Linked DNA regions of Mus musculus: region 1 is linked to region 2. The links are chromatin loops, found by intact Hi-C in ENCODE. Cell type or tissue: left cerebral cortex. All regions are shown on one strand. Links, peaks and the distances in the headings refer to the core of each region. The heading gives the core; the rest is flanking DNA. Region 1 has its middle 150 kb from the start of Gm33525. Region 2 holds the start of Klhl1 (kelch-like 1).

What was found. Hi-C counts contacts between places; a loop is a spot of excess contacts. Peaks named below come from ENCODE experiments on the same cell type or tissue, not always from the same donor. Only the 100,000 strongest peaks of a DNase experiment are listed, where the experiment ranks them.
Region 1: it touches region 2 in a loop (4-fold over the local background); 7 of 42 quality-filtered maps call a loop at or near these places.

Annotation. Positions count from the first base shown.
Region 1 is chr14:96,901,546-96,914,240 of GRCm38, forward strand. It overlaps the pseudogene Gm20592. Among named protein-coding and RNA genes, the nearest start is that of Gm33525, 150 kb to the right of the region's middle. In left cerebral cortex, for the core only: a CTCF peak has its summit at 7,435 (motif pointing left); DNase peaks (open chromatin) are centred at 7,346 and 9,011.
Region 2 is chr14:96,511,646-96,524,340 of GRCm38, forward strand. It overlaps Klhl1 (kelch-like 1), which reads right to left and starts at 7,389. Exons shown (of 11, transcript NM_053105.2): 1 at 6,167-7,389. The coding sequence starts at 6,672. In left cerebral cortex, for the core only: no CTCF peak of the experiment used is centred there; DNase peaks (open chromatin) are centred at 5,622, 6,431, 6,696, 6,886 and 2 more places; H3K4me3 peaks cover 2,186 bases; H3K27ac peaks cover 1,014 bases.

The DNA of each region.
Region 1 (12,695 bases), core at 3,223-11,222, 390 kb after region 2:
ATAATTCCTCTAGACTAGGCTATAATCATTTGACCATGGCAGAAAAGGATAATAGTAAATTCATAGAAGTCTGATCTTATTATATGCCATTTACAATTCATTTTTAACAGCTTGTTTTCTGTGTGCTTGTGTAAGTGTTGGGCTGAGAATGCCACAGTTTGAATGTAGAAATCTGAAGAGTGTTTAGAAGTCTATGCTACCTCCGTCTATTACATATGTAGGTTGCAGAGAACAAATTCACTCTAGGTTTGGTGGCAAGGGTGATGAGCAGTCTTGCTAGCCAGGAGCTTGTAATTTTAATTTTAAAATTCTTTTAATGTTATTAGCAATGATCCAATTTCTTTAAAAAACATATCCATCTAATTAAACTGTTATCCTTTTAATTTTCTGTTGGTCAGGTATAACTGTATTATTATAAAAATCCTAATCACATTTTGACTATTGGTTCTCATCACTAAAACTTGGTAATGGTAAGTGACTATCTCAGGATGCATTCATAGAACATCTCCCTTTGAAAATTATCAACCTCTAATGAGTTTATCTGTGATAGTGAGAACCTCTTTCAATTTTAATGTTTGAAAATAAAGCCTTTAATATTTTGCATCATGAAAGCAATATCATTCTAGAACTTCTTTATCTCAGCAATACTGTCCTCATTTAAGTGCCAAATCTCTCTTGTTTTACGGGGGTAGCTTAATGTGTTGTCACCAAGCCCAAAAGGAAATAGAAACATTTTTTAAAAGCAAAATAAGAATAGAACAATTTTATATGTACCACTCTAAAAATCACTTCTAAAATCATTTCATCTCATTGAAAAGTATATAGTTATAATAGGTAGAAACACAAGCTAATGAAATATTAATGGGCTCAGTGGGTCTGTTTTAATGGCATGGTGGAAGTCAGACCTCTGTTCACTAGTACTTCCTTTCAAAGTACAGGTTCAAAGGTCACCAAACGTAAGGAATTAAAAAGATTTTTTTCTTACTGCCCCTCAGAGGGCAGCACTCATCTTATTTATGACCCTCCAGATCTTAAAACCCTTAAACCTCTTTTATAGAGACCTCTCTAGAATGCTACTTAAGTCAATTAGATGCAAAGGGTCAAATGGTCAAAAGTCCAAGTGTGAATTTTCTCAAATGATAGAGCACTGAGAAAGGTGTAATGAGCTTTGCTCTTAGCAGCTGCATATAACAAACTGTAGATGGTGAGGCTGGCAGAGGGAAGTGACCTTCTCATACCCCATGTTGAGATTGCATTGTTTGTAAACGTAACCAAACTACAATAACTTACACAAGTTTGTAGACATTGATATGGTTGGATTTTTCCAAATTTTATCATTCTGTGTCTTACTACACATATCTGAAATAGAAGTTTAAGATAAGCCTCTGGAAGTTCAAAGATGAACTAGAGTCAGGGACTCAAAGGGGAGTACAGAATATAAGTTTTAGATTTAAAATGTATTACCTATAATCATGTATAATGCTACTTGGCCCCCAAAGCCCTGGGTCAAAGTTCATGGCCCTTAAGTCAATGGCACTCAGAATCCATTGTTTGCAACTGTCTGGTGAATAAAGAAGCCATAGTCCTATAAGGTAAACAGTAAAACTTACTTATACATTTCAAACTGTATACTTCACTTATTTTCTTACATTTTTCTTTCTGTCCCTCACAAATCCTTTCACTAACCTCAATTGAAATGTTCTGTCTATAGCTTACAACCTGCTCGGACTCACTGTGAAAAACATACTTTCTTCTTGAATCTATTTAGCTTTGGGATTCAGTTGCTTGGCAAGGGCAGAGAAGTGTGTAAAGTGTTCAGCGTGAGCAAGTCTGAAGAAAAGGTATTTCAATCAGAAGGAGAAAAGAGACATGCATCATGCTTGGCCATCCTTCAAAATCATTGATTTTTATGAATTTCTGATTATAACCATCAGAGATAAATCTATGGATAATCTTTTTTAACCAATAAGGAATAATTAAGAAAATTACTCTAGAAGATTTATCTAAAAGCCACGAATTCTACATGGTAATCAGGCACAGTGTTCATAAATCCAATATGATCAGAATGGCCAAATACTTATATTTTCATAAATGTTTAACTCTTCTTTTGTGGTATCATTCATTCTCCTTCATTGTCATATTAAAAACATTGAACTTTTATTTCATGTTCACCATGTACGGGTATCATAAGTTGTGCTCACTTCTAGAAAATTATAGTGTGAAATGGGAAATGACAATTAAATAAGTAGTTATGTTGCAAAACATTACATAATTAGAATTATTTAAGACAGAAGGTACTTTCAATAGCACAAGGTTTTAACATCTAGGTTTAGAAACGAATCATCCATGAATTTTGAGAGAAATAGCCAATAAAAATATTATAAATGGTTTGTACAAGTTCAGATGTGTCCCTGATCCCCCAAAAAAAAAAAACAAAACAAAAAACAAAAATAGAAAGTTCTTAGAGTTGTGATCACTAGTGGTGAAGGGAATTACTTAGTTGTTTCCTCTTGCGCACACCAGACTGGCCAGCAGTAACGACGCTGCAACAGGATCCTTCTGCACACGTTTATTGGGAGAGCTTGATTGCAGAGGCGAAGAGACCCCCAAGCCCAGAACTGGTGCTGCTTCTATAGGCTTAGGAGAAGCGTGTCTCACACCCGGATTGGTTATGCACTAAGCCTCATTTGCATGTTCCTCATCTGATTGGCTACCCTCTCTCTCTCTGTACCTCATAGAGCCTCATTATCATACCTAGTTTGTATGTCTCACATCTGATTGGTTATACTCCCAAAGCCTCATTATCATGCCCGGGCTAGGCAGTGTCTTTGCAAAAAACTTTACTGCATATGTACACATTGGTTGTTTGTCCAAACTTATGCGTGGTGGCCAGCAGTAGTCAGTGCCACTCTGCAACGGCACATGTGGCTTCCCACAGTTTCCTCTGTCTAGGTGTCAGAATACACAAAGATTACAGTTTCTTAAAATTTCAGGAATAAGCAAAAACTGTAAAAAGTGCAGTGTGGAATTCAGAGATGGCTGGTGTCTCTTGTTCCCATGAGGTGTGTCTTAATTAAGATTACTACTGCTGTGATGAAACACCATGAACAAACAAGTTGGGAAGGAAAGGGTTTATTAAGCTCATGTTTCTATAACACTGTTCATTATCCAAGGAAGTCAGGATGGGAACTTTAACAAATCAGGAACCTTTAGGTGCAGCTGATCAGGTGTCATAGAGGGATATTGCCATATTTTTCCCATGGTTTGTTCAGCCTGCATTCTTATAGAACCCAGAACAACCAACCCTGAAAAACACTACCCATAATTGGCTGGGCTTTTCTTCATCAATCACTAATTAAGAAAATACCTCACAGCTGGATTTTGTGAGAGAATTTTATCAACTGGGTATCCTTTCTCTCAGAAAACTTTAGCTTGCACGAAGTCGACCTAAAACTTTTAAAAGTGAGCACTTCATCTACTGTCTATTGTTGCCAAAATGTGTCCATAGGCATCGAGTCATGGTGTATTTCAGAAATCTGCTGGTATAATTCATAGGTCCTACTTGAAGTGAGAAGGAGCAAAAACAAAAGGCTAAAAACATTGTGACACATGTTTAAATCTTTGATTCCCATCAACAGTTTTTAAGGTTTCAAAATTTTGTTTCAGTCACTGTAGAATACTGAGAAATCAACCTCCATACCCCATTCTCCAAGACTGCAGATATTATCAAAAACATAAAAACAAAATAGAGGAAAATCAAGAGAGAATATTTAGATGGGAAAAAATGACACAGGATAGTTCGTGACAGTCATTGTGCAAATACATAGAGCTTAAGAGTTTGAAAATATCCTAAAAACCTGTGTTTTGCTCAATGGTCCTGTTCCTATGGTCATTACACTTGCAACATTTTCTGTCTCTTGTATTCTCAGGTTGTTTGGAGTGCTTGGGGTTAAGATTTCTGATTCTCATACCCAATCTGCCAACACATATCTGGTATGAACATTTCTTATGGGGAACATTTTACAAGTTATTTCAAAATATGAAAGGTCCAGCATCCTAAGTATTTATTAGAGATACTATGAAATTCATACATTATCCAGTGTGTTTCACACTAGCAAAAATTTAGATTTTTAACAGGCATTTGGCTGGATAATTTAAAATGCATCTGTAATGTATGTGTGTGTGTGCTTGTGTGTTTGTGTATATATATATTGATATTCATATTCATATACAAACACACACATAGAGATAAAGATAGAAATAGAGATAGGAAAAGAGATAGAGAGGGGGATAGAGATAGGAAGACAGAGAGAAAGAGAAAGAGACAGAGAGACAGAGATAGATAAATATGGATGATATAGATATGTTAAGCTGAGGTCTCCTGTAGCCCACTCTGGCTCAGAATTTTTTGATCTTTCTGATGTTATTTTCCAAATTCTAGGATTATAGACTTCCACAAATGAAAGCGATTTGAGTCAGTACAGAACACACAGAGACACCAAAATCTCAGCACAAAAGATATTTGTAACCCCAGAATGACAAACAGGGGTGGTGAAGAGGTTGCCTCCAGATTGGACAAAGGTAGGAGGAGGAGGACAAGGGGGAGTCTGTGCTAGGATGAGTTGCTGCATCCTGATTTGACAGGTTAGCCAGGGTAGTCAAATAATGAAATTTGATTGCTGGACCTTGACAGGAATGAGTGAAGAGCCCAATAAAGGGATAGACCTTGGGGGTTAGCTTTAGGAATGCAATCTAAAGGCTTAGCAAAGGAGAAGGGAGGGAGCAAAGTAAAGACTTCTGGTGCTGTGTTTGCCATGTTTGGGCCTCTTAAGGAGCCCTTTGAGCACCATGCCTTGTTTAGGAGAAATTGTTAAACCATTAAGCATTTTCAAAGTATATTTAATGAACAAGATAGACAATTTTCTTATTTTAATATACAATTTTGTATCACTTCAGGGAAAACAGACCTGCTTTATGTATGTACAATGTATGTACACTTGCTGTAATATATATATTACAGCATATATAGTGTGTGTGTATGTATGTGTATATATATATGATTTTAGAGTCTTATACTTTGAGTATATGCCAAATGACCTGTCTCCCATTTTGGATACAGGAAGAAAATCACTCGAGGTGTAGACAAAAATGACCCATATCAATATCATTATGTACTATTACAGATTCAGGTACAAGGTAGCTTCTTCAATCCTTCAAGAAAAAAAATTCAACTCTTAGGCTCTCATCAGACAGTGGAATGTTGGTGGCAACCACAGAACTGGGAAGTGGCCATTTCTTACATAATGCTTATCCCTCACAGCCATGTCTGCCGCAAACGTTGACTTACCTGTGGTCAAATCCACGACTACAAATTGATCTGATTATGAATGTTCACCTTGAACTTTAATGTCTGAAGGTTAAAACTAAATTTCTGTGCACGAACCTTGAGATTACTGAGCCAGGCGTGTACAAATGACTGAACTCCAGGTGAGGCCTGCCCTTCAAGATGGGCTTCATTGAATCAGAGCTTCTACCACTGCCATTTCTGCTGCACAGCAGCCTGGGACAACACAGCCATCATCAATAGCATCATGAGAACCCGTGGGCCATGATCATTGTATTTTTAATGTAATTATTTTTTTATGCATGTTGCATCCCCATATCAATCCTATATCACCTCCTCGTCTCCTCTCAGTGCCCCCCCACACACACCACACACACACACACAGAATTGTGCTTTTGATTTGGGTCAGTGCTTTTATCGTCCCTTGAGCAGTAAGGGGACCAAATGTGTGTTTGGCTTAGAGCTGAGCTAGGATACCTTCTTCTTCAAGGGCATCTAAGGAAAGAGGTTAATCTCTTTTTAATTAGCAATTGAAAATCCTTTATCTGAATCGCCACAGACTTTTTCTTTCAGAGTTCTTTATTTTTTACTTAATCTTCAATGAATTTCCTTTTACCCTTTATTTGATTTTCCTCTATTTTTCATTCTTTTTTTATAAAGAAAGAGACAGAACTTAAATTTACATCCGTTTGCTCATATTCTAAGGACACATTGCATGTGCAGATGTAGGAGTGCTCTACTCCTTCCTCTGTATCAGGATACCAGGCAGCATGATCCAAAACAAAAACATGAAGCTATTGATTATACTGTATCCTTTGACATGAAAATATAGGGGCACATTTTTTTTTCTGGCTTTCTTGTATTTTTAGACTTTTAGGAAAAAAGCAGTAATATTACATTTCACAACTTTTATAATAATTGCTAACTGGTATGTGTGAATATTTTATCAAAACTCAAAATTTAGTGTTAAGAGCCTTGAAGAGCTAAGCCTGTGCTCTCAGTCAACAAGGAGTGTATTGCATTCAGCATTACGTTGTGAGATACAATCCTCCCAGGTACATGTGATTGTCCCTAAGAGGTTTTTATGAACAATGCATGAGAGCTATTGTGGTTTTAAACAGTTAATATATTTATATTCCAGATCAACAGTCAATGGTGTACATTTAGTTCAATGATTGATGGTTTGAAATGACCGTGAGGTATTACTTCACGACGCAATCCTTTTGTTATCTTGGAAAAATCCAAATGTGGTGATGGAAAAGTAAAGGAGAATTAAGCAACAGGGTGGATGCTGCCAAGAAAACATATTTCAAATTCTCCATCAAAATCCATAAGACAAAATGTTAACTCCATCAAGGCCCTTCTCTTGATTTTTAGATGATGTTAGTCCTGAAATTTGCATGTCTTTGCTAAGCTAGCACAGTAAGAATAAATATTTGAAAAGTACTATTATATTTTAATATGCATTGACTCAGCATTTTCATTATAAGTATAGGATAATTAGTACTATATATAATTAGTATAATTAACTTGCTTTGAAATTTGAATTGAAATATAAATTGGTATATACTTCAATCACTGTTTACATTAATAAATTTTATACACAAATGAAAAAAAACCCTTTGGAGAAGTTCAAATTTTATATTATAAAAGTTTGGGTAAGACAGAAAACACACATTTCAGAGATAGTGAGAAACTTTTATACCCTTAGTAACTTTTGTATCTCAATAACATCAGTCTTAAATTTAGGAAAAAAAAAAGGCGTAACGCAACTCAGAAGATATTTTCTAGTGTTTTTATTCGTTTTTGGAGATTTTCAAAAAATACTTTCGATGGTGCATTTTTCCCTTCTCCATCTCCTCCCTGGCTCCCAAACTCTACATTTATCTTAAAGCCCACTACATACACACCCACCCCAAACCCTACCCCACACCTCCATTCCTACCTAACTTAACATGACAAAGAATATTTTTTAATGTTTGGATTTGAAAGAAAGCCCAAAAGGTAGCAAAAGTTGAAATAAATTCATGCCCAGGCTGGTGCAGCTGGCTGATAATATTAGTTAATCGTCTACCACCATCTGGTGGTTATATCTGGTATGACATAATAAAGTACTGTCATTAGTTTAATCACATTTCAATTTCTAAACAAGCTTAAGTAGATCATTTGACATGGCTATTAAAAATAAAAAAAAACCACTCATAAATAGAAATGATTTCTTGTTTTCACTTTAAGAAAAGTATTCGAAAGCTTTAAGTATTTTGTTCAATTTACAGTATATTAGATAATTGTATTCTAATTATCCAAACATATTAACCCAATAAACTATCCTTAATGATTCAGATAATGCATGGGTGAATCCATATATTTTGATAAGCTTCCAATTAAAGCAAAAATCTGCACACTTACAAGTAAGTCAATTAACTTTGGGTTTCATTTTTTAAAAAATTACTACAATGGGTTAATAACTAAATAAGTATTCTCTCTGATGAATTTTAATATCAAGAAAACATTGCCTCTAAATATTTATTAACCGTTTGTGGTGTGATATACGTTGTGTCAACTAAATAATTAACATTAGCTTGAGAACATGAGTTTAGCATTTCATGATCTCATGTTTTGCAGTTCTGAGATAACATATTCAAGCAAGGATTATGACATTATCAGTTGGCAAACTCATAAATAATCATTTCTTTCCTAATATTAAACGTTCTTCTGTCTTTGTTTCTATCCTTTGGCCTCCCAAGATGCATACTGATTCATGAAAACAGTGATGTGTGAGTAATAAGGGGAAAGTCAGGGAGAGAACGGCAGTCGTTTTCTCTCTTGCTGTGCTCTGAGAGTTTATTTTATTATCTACAAGTATGAAATGATGGGCTGCAGAGATATTCTTCATGGAGACACTGATAACACTGAAAGTTTCTGAATGCATGATGAGTGAAACTTAATTTAAAATTAATGTGTGACGTATGTGATATGCTTCTGTAAGTTTTGCCATATTGCTTCAGGTGACAATCTCGCTGAAGTGTGTGAGCACTCAACCTGAGCATGGGACCTGCCAACACACGAGACAGCCCCGATGTAAGTGTTGAAAACAGGTTTAAGAATATTGGATATTAGAAATTACAGCATGATTATTATACATGCAAACTATTGTCCTCTGTTAGAAACATAAAAGTTTAATCATGAAAAGCAAAGGTTTCCAATTTGTCAATTTTCATGCATTCATATACATATATATTCATATATATGAATTTATAAATATATTAATATATACATTGTAAATATACATATATGTGTACATATATGAATGTAGGAAATATATATATATTTGTTTTTCATTATTATATCTTACAACTGTATTTTGTTATGTTTGATATTTCCAATTTTTAAAATTGCTGATTTGAGTCTCATCAAGATTTCCAATAATTTATACCATGTTTCTGCGTGTACATAGGCATGTACATGTTTACACAAATATGTATATGTAGACATATGCAATGTAAGACAGAAATAAAGTTTAATATCATTTCATAGAAGCCTTCCAATTTGATGTTTGTGACAGTCCACTTCTGGGATGTAGGTGTTCTAACTGGATTACACAGACTGGACAGCAATACCCAAGAATATGCCTGTCTCCGACACCCCAGTGCTGGGACTAGGAACATATGTCCTGGCCATGCTGTTTGTATTGATGTTGGGGATTAGACGGAGATCCTCATGTTTTTACAGCCAATACTTTACCAACTGAACCATCTCCACACCCAAACTTTCCAAGTATTTCTGAAATAGTCCTACATGTCAGTTTTTCAGTATTAATGATTACAGTGTTAAAATGATAATCAATTCTAAAGAATATTGTTGACATTCTATATTCCATGATACCAAATATATACCCAATATTGAAGTCTTTATTTGAAAATTAAGGAAATAAAGCTAGCTTATAAGTAGACAAAATTGCTTTCATCTTAACAAGCCATAAAATTAAATGTAACAAGGATTATTTTAAATTAAACATCTTTCTCTGTAATATTATTTTATGTATTTTATTTATACACATTTCATATACATATACATATTTATGTTATATACAAATGTGTCAAGTTGTAATGGCTATTCTTAATTGTCAACTTGACTACATCTGTAATTAAATAAAACCTCAAACTAGAGGGCAAACCTGGACGTTACATTGTTAGTCAGCCTTTGCTGGATTTTCTCTACCACAGCATGTAAGTCATTATAATAAATCATAAATAAACCTCATAGGTAGATAGATAGATAGATAGATAGATAGATAGATAGATAGATAGATAGATAGATAGATAGGAGAATTCTGACTAACTTATACAACAGTTTCTCTGGTGAAAAAGAGAGCCCAGATAAGCTTATACCACACACTGAATTTCATCCCTGGAGCATTATTCACACATTATTGTTATTAGGTAATCTATGTCTACAAATATTGCATACCTTATTTAATTTGTATTTATGCAACTAGATGTTTTGTCTTCATGTATGTCTGTGTAACACAGGCTTACAGTCCCTGAACAGGCCAGAAGAAGTTGTCAAATGCCCTACAAGTAGAGTTATAGGCACTTTTGAGCCTCTAAATTGGTGTTGGTAATTGAAAATATGTCCCTTGTCTATCTACCTTGTCAACTGCAAGAGTGGTGTGTACTCTAAACTCTTGAGCCACTCTTCATCCTGAAATAATATCTTATATGCAAACTTAAAATCATTCACAGATTCTCCTATTCCATTTTCCCTTTACTTCATCCAATGTTTTTTTGTAAAAACATTTATTTGCCACTCTGCTGCTCTTTTTCTTCCTAATACTTTACAATTTTTCTGATAGCATATTTTCCTGCTTGTACTAAGTTTCCTTAGAACACATCCATTTCATGCTCCTTGAAAGACATTTCACAGGTACACACTAATGTATCTGAAATATCAGGACTATGAAGAAAGTTGAGCTCAAGGGTCAAAATGGCAATAGTCGTTTACACTCAGCGAGAGAGTCACTCTGAGAGCAGTATTAGTGGAAGACAGTGACACTCACTGACTAAGTGATGCTGTAATCAACAGGACTCAAGAGAGTATGCAACCTAAGCAACTTGATGGAAATATATGCTACAGTTCAACTGTATAAAAGTCCTATGACTTTTCCATAATATAAGAAAACAAGGTAGAAAAAGCATGCTTATTAAGACAAAAAAATACAAATCATTTTCTATTCATTTTCCTTAGAATTCTTTGAATGTATTTCTGACAATATTTTATGCTCAGATATTGTGCTGGTCACACCATTATCAAGGTGAACTATAGAAGAAAGAGTTGTGTTAGGCTATTGTTTCAATGCGTTAAGGCTTTTGATGGCGGAGCTGGGATAGCCAACAGAAAACGACATGATGGCTTCCCGAGCAGGTGAGAGACCATATCTTGAACCCCAGGTACAAAGCTGAGGAACCTAGAAATAGTGTAAGTCTTTGCACCCAATAACACTCTTCCTTCAGGAAGGCTACACCTCTCAAACTATTGACTCGGTGTTCAAAGGCCTGCGGCTGTGACAAATATTTCATTTTAAACATCACAAAAATGTAGGACTTCCCATTAATTACTCATTGAATAAGGAGCCACTGTTTTCTAAATTTAATTTCATTTATCCATATAAGAAAAAACTTTATTTAAACATTGGAAGCACAATTGCTGTGATAATTATTTTGTGAATCTTATGCCAATGAAGACAAATACATTAGCTGCAATTATGATTTCTAATGCTAAGAAATTCATCAAATAATAGTTAAGCAGATAACATCATTTAATTCTCATAACCCGTAGCTCACTCTGATGGAATCTAGGTGTCAAGGTGAGTAATGCAGTCAGTGAAAGGCATATTAGGTGTCCAGACACTCCCTTCTCTAGCTACTCCAGTAAATAGTGGCCCACAACCTTGGGAATGCCTTAGAGCACATTTTTTCAGGTCTCATTGTGGCCATGGATCAGACTATTCTTTAAACTGCTCAGCCTGCAGAACAATCACGAAATGTTTGGGACTCTTAATTAACATCGATCTGAGAATTGAACTAGATTCCCTCTGATAAAGAAACTGAATTGCTAATCGCTATATATCTAGGGCTGAATGCAATGAGTTCAATCCTGCTTAGTTATTTTCAACTTTATATTCAAAGATAAACCGACTTGATGTATGAATCCTGAAGGGGAGGAGAAACATTGCTCTCTATAAAAGCTGCAAACAGTAAGATGGCCACTAAACAGTGAAACCAATGTCAAACGCATCCATGATCTGCCTGAGCGTCTGTAGGACTGTATATAATATTGTTTTCTCCCTTTGACTTCCCCGGGCTTTACAGAGCTTTGCCAGAAAGTTGTGTTACAAGCAGACAAACAGAAGATCTTTGACATAATTTGAACTCTTTTCACATATGCAAGTTGATCACAGGTCAGTTGTGGGCAGGTACTTGGATTGTATTTGGTACTTCCACATACTAAAGCAATGAACATTATTGTTATTGCAGGTAAACTTTTCTGATGTAAATAAAAATGTTTAAATTAAATGTTGCAAAGAAGCTTGTGTGTTTAAAATTAAAGCTTGCTAAGGAAATATGTTAAAGCAAAGGCATTCTAACTGCAACAACTTTGAGGAAACCTAACAAAAGCTAGTCATAATAATTAATGCAAAGCTAAATGTTTTTGTTGTAGATGTAGATTGTTGTCATGAGGCAACACTAAACATTTAGAAATAGATGATAAAAATACAGAAAATGTTAACTGAGGACTGTTTTAAATTCTGCAAAAAAAAAAGGCTAACTAAATTTTAATTTTTTCTGCTTTTACTACTTACTCACATTTTTTTTGTGATAAACATCTGCTAGCTATAAAGTTGGACACTTTTACAAAGATTATATGGGATATCCAGACTCACGAATCCAGCTGAAGACTTCTGTTCTACCATTGACCAAGCCTATAACCAGAAATCTAAGTAAAACTCTGCCTTTAGGCTACTAGTATTTCATCAGAGCCTGTGTAGTCTTCTCCCAACATTCACTTATTCCCTATATCCTCTGGTTGTTATATCTTGGCTCACAACTACAAAGGAAGACCCCTGATTTCTCAGAGGCCACCCAGATCCTCAGACCAAACTGCACCCACAGACCACCAACACTTCCTCAGAGCCTGTCTAGCCTTATCCTACATCTACTAGTCTCCTTACCATCTTATCCTGGCCCACAACACCACAACCTACTATAGCTAGGGCAAGCTACAGCAAACTCTGAATGTTCCAACACAGCAAAAGTGCAAAAGTGACTATAAAGGTGATAGAGGTTTTGAA
Region 2 (12,695 bases), core at 2,449-10,448:
GTAGACTCCCAAGACTCAAAGGGAGGGAGCTTAGATGAAATGCCCAACAGTAGGAAGAGGGAACTGATAGAGTCCATCTCCAGCAGAAAGACAGGACATCAAGTGTGGGGTGGGGTTTTGATCCCACAGTCACAACACTGACCCATCATTTTTCCTCTCTAAAAGAATTACAGGGATAGAAATGGAGCGAAGGCTGGGGAAAAGAAGGTCCAGCAACAGGTCCAAAGTGGGATCCAGCTCGAGGGGAAGTCCCAGGGACTGACACTATTACCGAGGATATGGAGCACTCATAAAAAAGGCATCTATCATGACTGCCCTCCAAAAGACCCAACAATCAACTGAAAGAGTCAGATGCAGATATTTGCACCCAACCAATGGACAGAAGCAGTTGACCTCTGTTGTTGAATTAGGGAATGGTAAAAGAAGCTGAGGAGTAGTGTGGACCCTGTAGGAGGACCAGCAGCCTCAGTTAATCTGAACCCCAGAGAATTCTCAAACACTGGACCACCAAACAGACAGCATACACCAGCTGATATGAGGCCCCCAACACACTTATAATAGAGGACTTCTAGGTCTGTGTTCATTTAGAGATGATGCTCCTAACCCTCAAGAGACTGGAGGCCCCAGGGAGTTTAGACGTCAGGTGGTGTGGGGGTGGGGGCATCCACCTGGAGACAGGATGGGGTGGAGGGAAGGTATGGGATGTGGAGCTGACAGAGGGTGGATGGCGGGGTGGGGAATGGAATATGGAGAATAAAAAGTTAGTTATTGATACAATTACATTTTTTAAAAGAGAATAAAAGAATAGGTAGGGTGTAGTCTCCCCTCCCCCAGCCTGAAACCTGCTTGCTCAGGGGTGGAGCTTCCTGCTCATTTGTTCTGCCACGCTCACTGCTGGAACCTGCGGAGCCACACACGTTTACCTTTCTACTGGACCAGAGATTATTCGGCGGGAATCGGGTCCCCTCCCACTTCCTTCATAACTAGTGTTGCAACAATAAAATTTGAGCCTTGATCAGAGTAACTGTCTTGGCTACATTTCTTTCTCTCGCCACCTAGCCCCTCTTCTCTTCCAGGTTTCCAAAATGCCTTTCCAGGCTAGAACCCAGGCTGTGGTCTGCTGGCCGGACACAACAGTAGGGTAATCACAATCCCTGGCCTTGAATTCAGAAATCCATCTGCCTCTGCCTCCCAAGTGCTGGGATTAAAGGCATGCACCCCTACTGCTCAGCAATTGTGTGTTTTCTAATACCAATGAAATAAATAACTGCACCAAGATCATAGGGTGTTACAATTATAAATTTACACAGCACCAAGTTTCAGCAATGATCTTTCAATGATCAAGTGTTCTTGGTGCTACTCCATTCGATCATTAAAAATCTTCATTATTCTACAGTTTATAGCAATGCTTTAATGCAGAAGCAAAGAGATATATGAAATCAACACAGCCTTTCCCCTTAGAATTTTCAATTAGAGACACATGGTCAAATCAACACAGATGTTAACATGTGTAATGACCTTCCATACAAATGGACAAGAAAATACCACATAGCTACTCTAAAACACAAAAGAGAGGGTGTTGCTAGAAGATGAAGAATTTCACTGACAATAGTGGAGAGGCATTATTCACAACATCCCGTTAATGAGGAAAACTAAACATGGACATGGTGAACAAAGCACAACTACCAGAGAGGAGAGAGTAAGTGTGTGAGGCCAGGGCACTGCTCATTTGAAACAAAGACTCTGGATGTGACAGTCAGAGGTGAATGGCTATCAGGAGTGTTCTCCAGGTAGCAGATGGGTGGTAAAGCATACCTACCATAAGTAGCTATCTTCTAGGAATTAAAATTCCTAGAAGAAGCAATATCTGAAAGGCTGAAGACAAATTAAAACTTCAATGACTGTGAATAGCTCTAACTGTTGCAGGTCCAGAACCTAATTACACTTTATCTTAGACTATCTACAGACCTCCAAATCACCATTTTTCCCATTTTCTGTCAGACCAAAAACCCTGTGTATAACAGATATAAGACTTTAGACTTTATTCATGTAACTAACCCCTGGTTTTCACCAAACTAAAGTCTAAGAGTCATCAGATAATATCCGATGCCTATAAGTGAGATTTCACTTCCTTGTTACTATCTACTTAGTGTTTCCACCAATGAATTTTAAAAGTACCTTTATGCATCACTTTCTCCATTCAGTTACTGTAAAAACTTCACGAATTGTTTTCACATTGGAGCATGGAACTTGGGGGGTCACATAAATCCATGTTGCTGGGACACAATCACTCATATTTGGCTCCAGAATGAACTATCTCTTACCCTCCTTGAAATTAAGTGAACATGTTATGATCTGGACTGAGATCAGTAATTCTTGGAATTAGTAATTCTGATCCAGTAGAATTCTTTGTGTGTGTGTGTGTGTGTGTGTTTTGGGGGTTGGGGGTGGGTGGGCTGGTGGTGCTGGAATTAGCAGCAGAACAATGAACACGAAATGATGATCATTCTGTAATGTTATCATTTTTACTGACTTCAGTGTTACGAGAGAGTGGATGATATAATGGAAAATGAGGTTTGAGGGTGACCTAATACAGAAGATCATTGAATTGGAAGAAGACATTTATTAGGATGGGAAAAAACATTAGAGGTAGAGAAATGTTGGACAGGAAATAACATTTCTAAAGGAAAAATATCTACCAATGGTGATAAACATGACCTTGGAGTTCTTACTTGCTTACACTAAGGTAAGAGGGGCTCCTGAAATGGAGAAAGAAATAAAATAAAGCAAAAGGAAGAGTAATTAAATTCTGTACATAGTTATATTTACATTTTCATTTCTTCATTCATCCTAAAGGACCGATGGAAAGGTGAATATATGAGACTAGAGATAATGGAATGTGTAGATTTAGAGAGAGAAGTGTGGAATTCTTGTCTATGTCCTTGCTAAAGACATGGAACCAGGTAAATATACTGTTAATAAAGCAGAAAGAACAAACAGGTAAAACATGTTTTTTTTTCCTATTGTCATTTATAAAGCTATGATATATGAACCATACAATGTCATGTACCATATAAATATAAATGTGAGAATAAAGTGTTCTTTTTTTTGCCTTATTACATAGCTGATAGAATTTTGGAAACATATATGAAATGTATGGAATCATATATTTTAAATATGTTTGGACATAAATATATGTAAATTAGTGAGTAGGAAAGAAATGAATCATCAACTTATTTTGTAAAGTATCTTCAAGGATATAATCAAGACATTGGAAGCTTGAGACTTGTTTATCATGGTATAAAGTAGCAGGTATTGAAGAGGGTGAGATGGCACCATTTTGGTAGAAAGTTGGTTTATGTCTGTCAAGGAATCTTTATGTTGCAAGTCCATGAAAATTTGATTTTTCCAGCATTCAAAAATCATGAGTATCTTTCTTCTGAATGTTCTCCACCTGCAGTTTTAAAAAACAGGCTTAACTAACTGAAGATCCATAGTCATGTAAACAGTATTTCTATTTAGTACCAGAGCAAAAGAAAAGAAAAGAAAAGAAAAGAAAAGAAAAGAAAAGAAAAGAAAAGAAAAGAAAAGAAGAAAAGAAAAGAAAAAGGGAAGGCTCACCTTTGCTTTAAGGTTGAGATAATTTTATGCAGTGGAGAGTTGATGAGAAATATGATATATATTCAATTCAATCAAGTTTTTATAGTTTTTAGCATATATATATATATATATATATATATATATGCTGCTTCATCTGAATATCATTCACAACTATGAATAGTACAGAGTTTTCCAACATGTTAGATCTATATTCCAGATTAGATAGGATAAAGTTGTAAGTTGAAATAAAGTTTTTTCTAAGTATTTTACTCTGCAGTTCCTATGGTGCCTGGGCGATGAGCCCTATGCTTATTAGAAATTAAGATATATTGAGAATGACTAATTGCTCCATTTACTGGGTGGTTCTCAATCAGTCATGAACACAGAGTCAATGTTCTGTAAAACTGTAAAAAGACAAAAATATGCCCTCAGAGTAGCTAGAAAGAATGTCACGTTTATCTACATTCCTTAAAAGTTTGGTAAAAATTTAAAAGGAATTGAAGTTTACTTTTAACAGATTCAACATACAAAATTTTGCGGTACTCTGATTCCAACAGTAAAGAGGATGTTGGTTGCTGATTGAATTGTTTTCAGAATTCTTGCCACTTACAACTTCCTGTGATTAAAAGAAATGAGGTATTTCCAAAAGTAATTCTGACAGATAATTCTTAGCTGGGTTCTTGGTTAAAATAGTTTCACATTTTAAACTTGATTATAATCTATTATCTGTTCTCCTTCATTATTTGCCAATTCCAACTTTATTAAAGTTTGTATAGAATGCTGATACCCAAACTACTCATTAAAATTTCATAAGGCAAAGTTTTTTTTTTAAATATAAAAGATAGCTATTCTGAAAGTCTTAGCTAATTCTAGTTGATTTGAAAATTTTACATATATATGTACATATATGGTATGTATTTTCTGAGCTATTTGAGTGTCTGTTATCTTTTAAAAGGAAGAAGATATGAGTTGGGATTCTTTACGCATCCAGGGAGAGTTTTAGTAAAGAATAGGGAGTATATATGATCTAAATATTTGTATTACTCTATGAAATTATTAAAGAGTAAATAAAAAGCTAAAAAAACCCTTCTCAATAGTTGTTCATTTAAAATATACAAGAGAGTAAATATTTTTCAGAAATTCTCTACCCAGTAAGCTTTTCTCTTTCCTCAAAAATCCAGCAAAATTTAAATAGTTAATCATCCTAAGTATCTAGTGACTAGATGAACTCTCAGAGTTTCATGATATTTATGGCATCTGCTTATTCTAATTTTAGTCATCTATTTTAGTTCACTAGATAACAGAAAACTTAGACTTAGGGATCATATGTGGAAAACTTTTGACAAACTTGAAGAATGCAAATTATTTTTTCTTTGATAAAAAATGATCCTACATTATATTAATCATTTTAGTATATATCAATAGAATATTATACAAGGCTCTTATAATTCAAATACAATACTATATGATTAAAAATGTTAAAGATATCTTATACAATCCTGTTCATCAAAGTGATGAAAATTATGGAACATTTTATCATATATATTTTTCCAAACTTAATGTAGTTCATGAAAAAAGATCCAATTAAATAAAAATTTCAAAATTTTTCATTTCTAATTTGTTTATCAGAGGCAATTCAAGATTTTTTTAGGATATTAGCTATGATTATCTAATGTTTCTAGTCTTTTTCTTCTTCTCTAATGTAGTCTGATATCATATGAATCTAAATGCAAATCCTTTCATATCCTCATCATATGCTCAAATGAAAATGATGTATTTAGAATTATAATGACTCAGTATCCTAAAAACTGGGAAGCTGAAGCTTTGCTTGTATTCCAGGGATCCTCTGAATCTTTAGTGTAGCAAAAGTCCACGCAAAGTGTCATGCTTGAAATAAACTGGGAATAAATGTTACTTCAGTATTTTTGTATGCCGAGTTCTGAAAGAAATCACAGTATCTGCCGAGAAATGTCCGTGGAGTTTCATTTTAACACTTAGATGGACAGAGGCAAAAGTGAGCAGAAAGTGGTCCAAGGGATGGTAGTTGTGATAGGGTGACAACCCTTGGGGGGAGGGGACGGAGCTATGACAGTGTTTCGGTACTTATTTCTCACACATAGAGTCCAACCACAGCTATTGGAGACAATCATGCTCAATCAGTCACAGGGAGAGTACATGAAATGCACTTTGATGGTGTTCAAAGCTGACTTCACCCACAGCAGATAATGGAAAAACTTAAAGACTTAAAGCGTGATGGAAGGACACTATCATCTGTGAAATAAGAACCATTCAACTCCAAGGTTCTCCAATGTATTCAATATGCACTCGATAGTTTTAAGTCTAAAAGCTTGTTAAAAGAGTGCATGTTTGAGCCAATGGAAATTAATGAGCAAAGTTTTAATGAGATTGCAACTTGGGTAATTAAAAAAAACAAAACAAAACAGGCTGGCATCTATCTCAGATTTTCATCCTATACAGTTCAAACTTTAGGAGAGAACAGTAGGTGGGCAGGATGACCGGCAATCAGCAACTATTCTGACACCTGCTCAGTGGGAACTTACTGTACCTGTGTCCACATCCTTCACCTGTTGCCTGGATAGAGCTGGCAGGCTCCGCTTGGAGCTCTTTCAGGGCCAATCCTTTGTCCTCTGGTCCAGAAAAGTCCATGCCTGTCACTACCTCCTCCTCTAGGGACTCCACGTAGAAAAGAGTCCTGGCGGGCTGCTGGGTGCCCTGCCCGGGAGCCCCTTGCTGCAGCCTCGTGGCAACTGGTAGTAAGGTGCCATTCAGCGGATTGAAAGGAGAAGATGAAGCAGAAGACGAGGAGGAAGAGGAGGAGGAAGAGGAGGAAGAAGGCTTTTTCCAGAAAGCGCTCACACTGCCCTTTTCCTGGTTTTTGAGCAGCCGACTCTGGCTAGGACCCCAGTGCTCAAAGCTGCCTCCTCCGCTGTCCTGTTGCAGGCAGCTGCCCCCCGCTGGGCTACTGGAGGCCGGCGAGGGATGGCTGAAGAGTTTCCAGCGGAGTCGCAGGATGTGCTTCACATCGAAGTCTTTTCTCCCGGAGCCGGACATGCTTAATGAACCGTGGACCAAGGAACTGCAGCTCACACACCAGTAGCCTGGCGAGCGTACTGGGGTGGCCAGTGGCTTCTGGAGAGAGAGGAGGAGGCAGGATTCACCCGGTGTACACGGAGTGCCAAAGGTGGCTTAAAAGGGGCTGTGCGTCTCACCAGGAGACCACACCGGCACCTTGAGCGCTCTGCAGAGCCTCGCGGCTCAGTCTGGGTCCTTTTGCTGGGATCTGAGCTTTGGGGAAGCTCCGGTCTAGATCGAATGACGTCTTGGGATACCAGGGGCTTAGAATCCACGAGGAGCTTGCGGGGACCCCCGTGGTGACCCCCCCGGAGGAAAGAGAGGCTGGAAATGCAAGAGGAAGGGAGAGAGGTTTGAGCTCTCCTCAGCTCCAGAGGTGGCAGCAGCTGGCTCCGCCACACTGATACACACTCGGTGCCGAGCTGTGGTTTGGAAGCTATTCAGATCTCCTGTCTTCGCAGCTCAGAGTTCCGTGTTTGATGAGTGCAGAGAAAAAGAGCCTCAAGTCGAGAAGTAGTGCACCCCCCAACCCTTAGGCGGGTCTGTGCACCTGCTCCCTGTCCCTGTCCTCTGGGATAATTCCCTGATAGCTTGCCAGGTGTCCGAAGGACAGTCAAATGCTTTCTGAGATGAGAAAAGGGGCGGTTTTATATAGTCAGTTTGTAAAGGAGAAAAATAAATATCCCGGGAAAAAACATAGAGCAGCCAAAGAAAAGCCCGCCCAGGAAAGCTGTCAAGGTCCTCACAGTATGATTTTTCTCTCTGCCTCAGCGCCTCCCCCTCCTCCCCTGTAAGTGACGCAGATGTGCACTGGGGCCTATACTGAGAGATGGAGGGAGGGTGGGAAGACTTCAATCTTCTTTATGCAAGTGAGTCTGCTGCTCTTATTGTCCCCTTGCGTAAGTCTGTCACCTTTTTTCACCCTCCTTCCTCTCTACATTACTGTATAGCAATAAAAGTAAAGCAAACAGGCAAAATGCTTTAGCATCAGTAAACACCAAACATGAATCATGGCAGTGTAAACTTAATAGGCCGCCGCGGTGTGCAGGTTGCAGGTTAATGGCTTGAATTATTTAATAAGCCATATCCTTTAACCTTTAGCCTTCCGTTCTTCTGTATGAGACACAGCAAAAAGCAGAGATGCTGTCATCGAAGGGTGATGATGCCATCGTCCTGGCACTTACATTGTGGCTCTGCTATTAATGCAGCCAGACAGTGCCTCACCTCCGGGGACCAGAGACTCAAGGCAAAAATGTGAAAATGGGCTGGATATAAGCCACAGGCTTGGCAAAATCAGGGTTTGGTGAGAGCTTCATGAGCAAAACAGTTTGGGATACAGAACAAAAATGGACTAAACTAATAACAGAATATTTGAAAGGTAACTTCTCATACATAGTCATGGTATAAATGCACAAGAGAGTGGGAGCAAGAGAATGCTACTGTCCTGCAAATAGATGCCTGCCTGCCAAGGGAAGCTGAGATTTTCTTTCAGAAGGATGAAGGCTATGGCTCCTTTCTTTAAAAATACTTTAAAATATCTTATCTTTTTCTTCACGATCATTTAAAATGGAGCCGGGTAACCTTTGATCAGGGCTAGAGGGTCAGTCAGGAAAGCTGCGAGTTCACTACTCAGGAATACAGCAGTGTCCCTTGTAATTCATTGGCTCAGGAAGGTCCAACAAGGCATTGGGATCAAACACTACACTACACTTAGATTACTATTTTCTTACCCGATGGCTGAGCTACAAGCTTAAATATAAATCAAAGAAAAACTGAAAATATTTCTAGATAGAATTGGACATCTTAATGAAATAAGAAGCTAAGATCACAAAGGCTACACTTTCAAAGAAAGAAAAAATCTCCATTGTGTATCTAAATATTGATTTATACCAGGACAGCTGGACTGAAATCCCTTGTGTTTGGAATTTTCTCTCACTATTCGATGATAAAAACAACCACGACAAAGGCAGAGATCTTTTAAAGTAAACAATGGTGGCAGATCATGTTTATCCAAGAATGTAATCAACTATTTCCCTTAGAGGAAAAAAAAAAAACCAAAAAACTAAAGAACAAAACAAAATTTAAAAAATGAAGCATATTAAACTAAATGTTACAAATAGCCTAGAAACTTCCCTTATATCAGAAATACTGCAGAAATTTGAATTTCGTTCAATTAATTGGTTTCTGTATAAACTCCTACCTCATGGATTTTCTAACTTGATTTTTGAAATCAAATTATGTAGGAAAGGCTACTTTTTCTGGATTTTCTTCATTACATGATACTTAATGTCAAAACACACTAGAATATAAAATTTATTTGTCTTAACATCAAATTCAATTTTATATTCCCACTTTTCTCTAAAATTCTAGTTCTGGTTTCCATAGCTTAAATTTTATCCCTTTATAAATTAATGTCTTATATGACTCAAATATTATATAAGATTGAAATTTATATATATGAAGAAAAATTTAGAATGTTACATACATATATATGTGATTATTATATGCCATTTTTTGTCAGTCAAACAAATATGGGAGGCCTATAGTAGTGTTAATCTTGAAGCAATGTCTCCACTTATTATTAATATAATTAGTTTAATGGTTATCATTCTATCTGAATATATTAAATGTTTGAAATAATTACTCTTACAAAGAATATATTAACAAATTCAAATATTAGAAATTACAAAACAATTTTTTCAAGAAATCAAGTCAACTTGGAATGATTGACAAATATTGCCGAGGACTGTACAGCCATGGACATCACAGGAACATTGAAAACTGTAATTTTAAACAGAGTCACAAAACTGTGGCTTTTTTTACTTATATATTGTTTAGGTAGCGATTAGAAGTGACATAGCAAGCAAAGCTTGAGCAGTCTTTTCAACCCCCTTAACTGAGATCTTCTATACATTCCTGCCATTGTGGCTTCTTTTTGTCCCTAGAAGAATTCTTCTTAAGCTGTGTCCCATTCTTAAAGTTTCTCCAGGCCAAAAAGAGTGACTTACACCCTAGCTAAGAGTTTATGCTTGAGAAAGAAGCTTCAAACCATCTGGATACATCTGAAATAATTACCATCAAAGAAAACATATATAAATATCATTAATATGAATTATCAAATCTGAAGATTGGGCATTACAAAATAAAGACTTATGAAATCCGGTTACACTAAAATGATTTGCAAACATGGCGATTTTATTTTTATTTCATGAACTTATGAAAAATGAAGCAAAATAGAAAAGAAGCAAAGGAAAGAAGGAAGGAGAAAGGGAGGAAGGGAAGGAAGGAAGGAGGGAGGGAGAGAAGGAGGGGAGAAGGAAGGAAGGAAGGAAGGAAGGAAGGAAGGAAGGAAGGAAGGAAGGAAGGAAGGAAGGAAGGAAGGAAGGAAGGGAAGGAAAGGACTTAGGGAAAGTTTGTGGAGGGAATGGAGGAAAAAGAAGAATTAAGAATTTGCTTATATTCATGGATCATTTTTCATAAATAAAACCTTTCAACAATATCTTGTTAAACATTTAACTGATTATTTATCCACTGTTCAAATTTAAATTACCACATACCAGGTCCATTGACAATGGCAATGACGATAAAAGAACTGGGCTCCTTGCAGCCTGTTGTTGAGAGTATTCACACAGTTGGGAGTGTTCACACAGGAAAATTGTTCAGTTTATCCTAATTTCTAATAGACTTGTAAGCCACATGAACTAAGGTTTAAGACAAGCAATCTTCCAAAAGGGGAGAGAAAGACAGAGAGAGAGAGAGAGAGAGAGAGAGAGAGAGAGAGAGAGAGAGACAGAGACAGAGACAGAGACAGAGACAGAGACAGAGACAGAGAGACAGAGACAGAGACAGAGACAGAGACAGAGACAGACAGAGAGAGAGAGAGAGAGAGAGAGAGAGAGAGAGAGAGAGAGAGAGAGGCGCAGTGGTGGCTCATGCCTTTAATCCCAGCACTTGGGAGGCAATGGCAAGTGGATTTCTGACTTTGAGGCCAGTCTGGTTTACAGAGTGATTTCCAGGACAGGGCTACAGAGAGAAACCTCGTCTCAAAACAAACAAACAAACAAACAAATAAACAAACAAAGCAATCTTACAGAGAACACTAATACACTAATACAGTGCCAACAATAACACTACAGATTATTTTAAAAACAAAAGGGATCCATATATTCAAACACTATTGGTGACTTAAGTTGAATTTCTCTCAGTCCGTCGAGGTCTTTAAATGAATTGCCATAGTTGTTACATAATTCTACCCAAAATGCAGAGAAAATATTACCAATATTCACAGCATTCAGATGTTTAATTCAGACAATAATTAAATCCAACCCTGATGCTAAATACAACATCTAAAAAGTTCTACAAATCCAATATTTATGTAGTTAGAAAATTTGGATTTCGATCCACTTCTGTGCTTTCTAATTATTTTCAGAATGAAATCAGTAAAATAATGCATATGTGAGCATAGCGAGTCTGATTCTCCTAGATATTTTAGATAGCCATTCTACAGCATCTATAAAGTTGTTCATAAACAATAATACGCAAGAGTAACATTTTAACAAGTGCTGACATTTTAAAGTTCTTTTCTGTGTGTTTGTTGGTATTGTTTTGTTTCACTGATTTTTTTGGGACAGGGTTCCAGTGTGTAACGCTGGCTGTCCTGGAACTCATGCCATAGACCAGGCTGGCCTTTGACTCACTGAAATCTCTCTGACACTGCCTCCCGCCCAAGAGCTGGGATTAAAGGTGTGTGTACTACTGTTCCACTAAAGTTCTTATTTTCAGAAGGACTTACAGTTTCCGTTTTAATTAATTTTAACAGAACTGATGTATTGAAAAAAAACAGATTATTCCAGTTAGTAAATAGCACATAACATAAACATTCAAAATTCAAGTTGTTTATATTAAACCACGATAATATTGTAATATACCTTCTCAAAAATATTTGCAGGAGTATTACATAGCAGTAATCTTTAATTATTCTACATGTAATGTCAAATGTTAAAACAAATAACCATCATGTTAGACTATAATCCACATCTATTAAACTTCATCGTTGTATCAGTGTGGTTTAGAGTTAAGCAGCAATTAAGTGACTTGTTAAACACTTGTGGGTGGTACTTATTCCTCAGGGGCCATTTGCATATACACTACCTCTGGTTGACTTGACCTTTTGATTCATAGCTCCTCATGTAAATTAGCAAATTAATTGCATAGATGCATGAATTCATAGTAACATTTAAAGACACCTTCATATAAAACCCTGGGACTTTTGTGACTTTATTTCCATGACCCTGTGGAGAAGATTTCATTCATCATTTTCAGGTTTTTTTTTTATTGGCCTTCATCTGGTTGATCTCATGTTTAGTGAATTTGACTCATGCAAATATTACATTTCATATGAACATAGTTCTAGAAGAAAAGCTAAAATATTGGGATATTTTATGTAAATATGCAGACACAATAAATTATTTTAAAAGTATTTCATTTCTAAGAAAAATTTCACAGTGTATACAAAGATTTGCTTGTCCCAACTTATAATATACTCAAGTCAAATAATTGAACAAACTTTACTTTTTTGAGCTAATAAAGTTATGTTATTATTATGCATGATATACTTAAATTTATCTGTAGGACTGATAAAATTCTATGAAGCATAAATCATTATATTTAAATATTATGGTGATTTCATAGCATAAAAAAGCCTGTAATTTAAATGGATTTCAAATTATTCTTTGTTGGGACTTGTGTATGTGGGAGATTTCAGAAACAGTACATTACATAACAAGAAGCTAGCCATTTGGGCTAGGTTGTCTGGCCAAAGAACTCTTAGGATTTGCTTATCTGTCTCTGCCACCCACACACGTACTTGAGGGTGGTGCTACCTTTGGACTGGAGGTCCTGGGTGTAATCAGAAAGTATCCTGGCTAGCCATGAGAGTTAACTCTGCATACCTCAATGGTCTCTGTATCAGTTCCTGGATCCCCATGGTTTGAGTTCAGCTT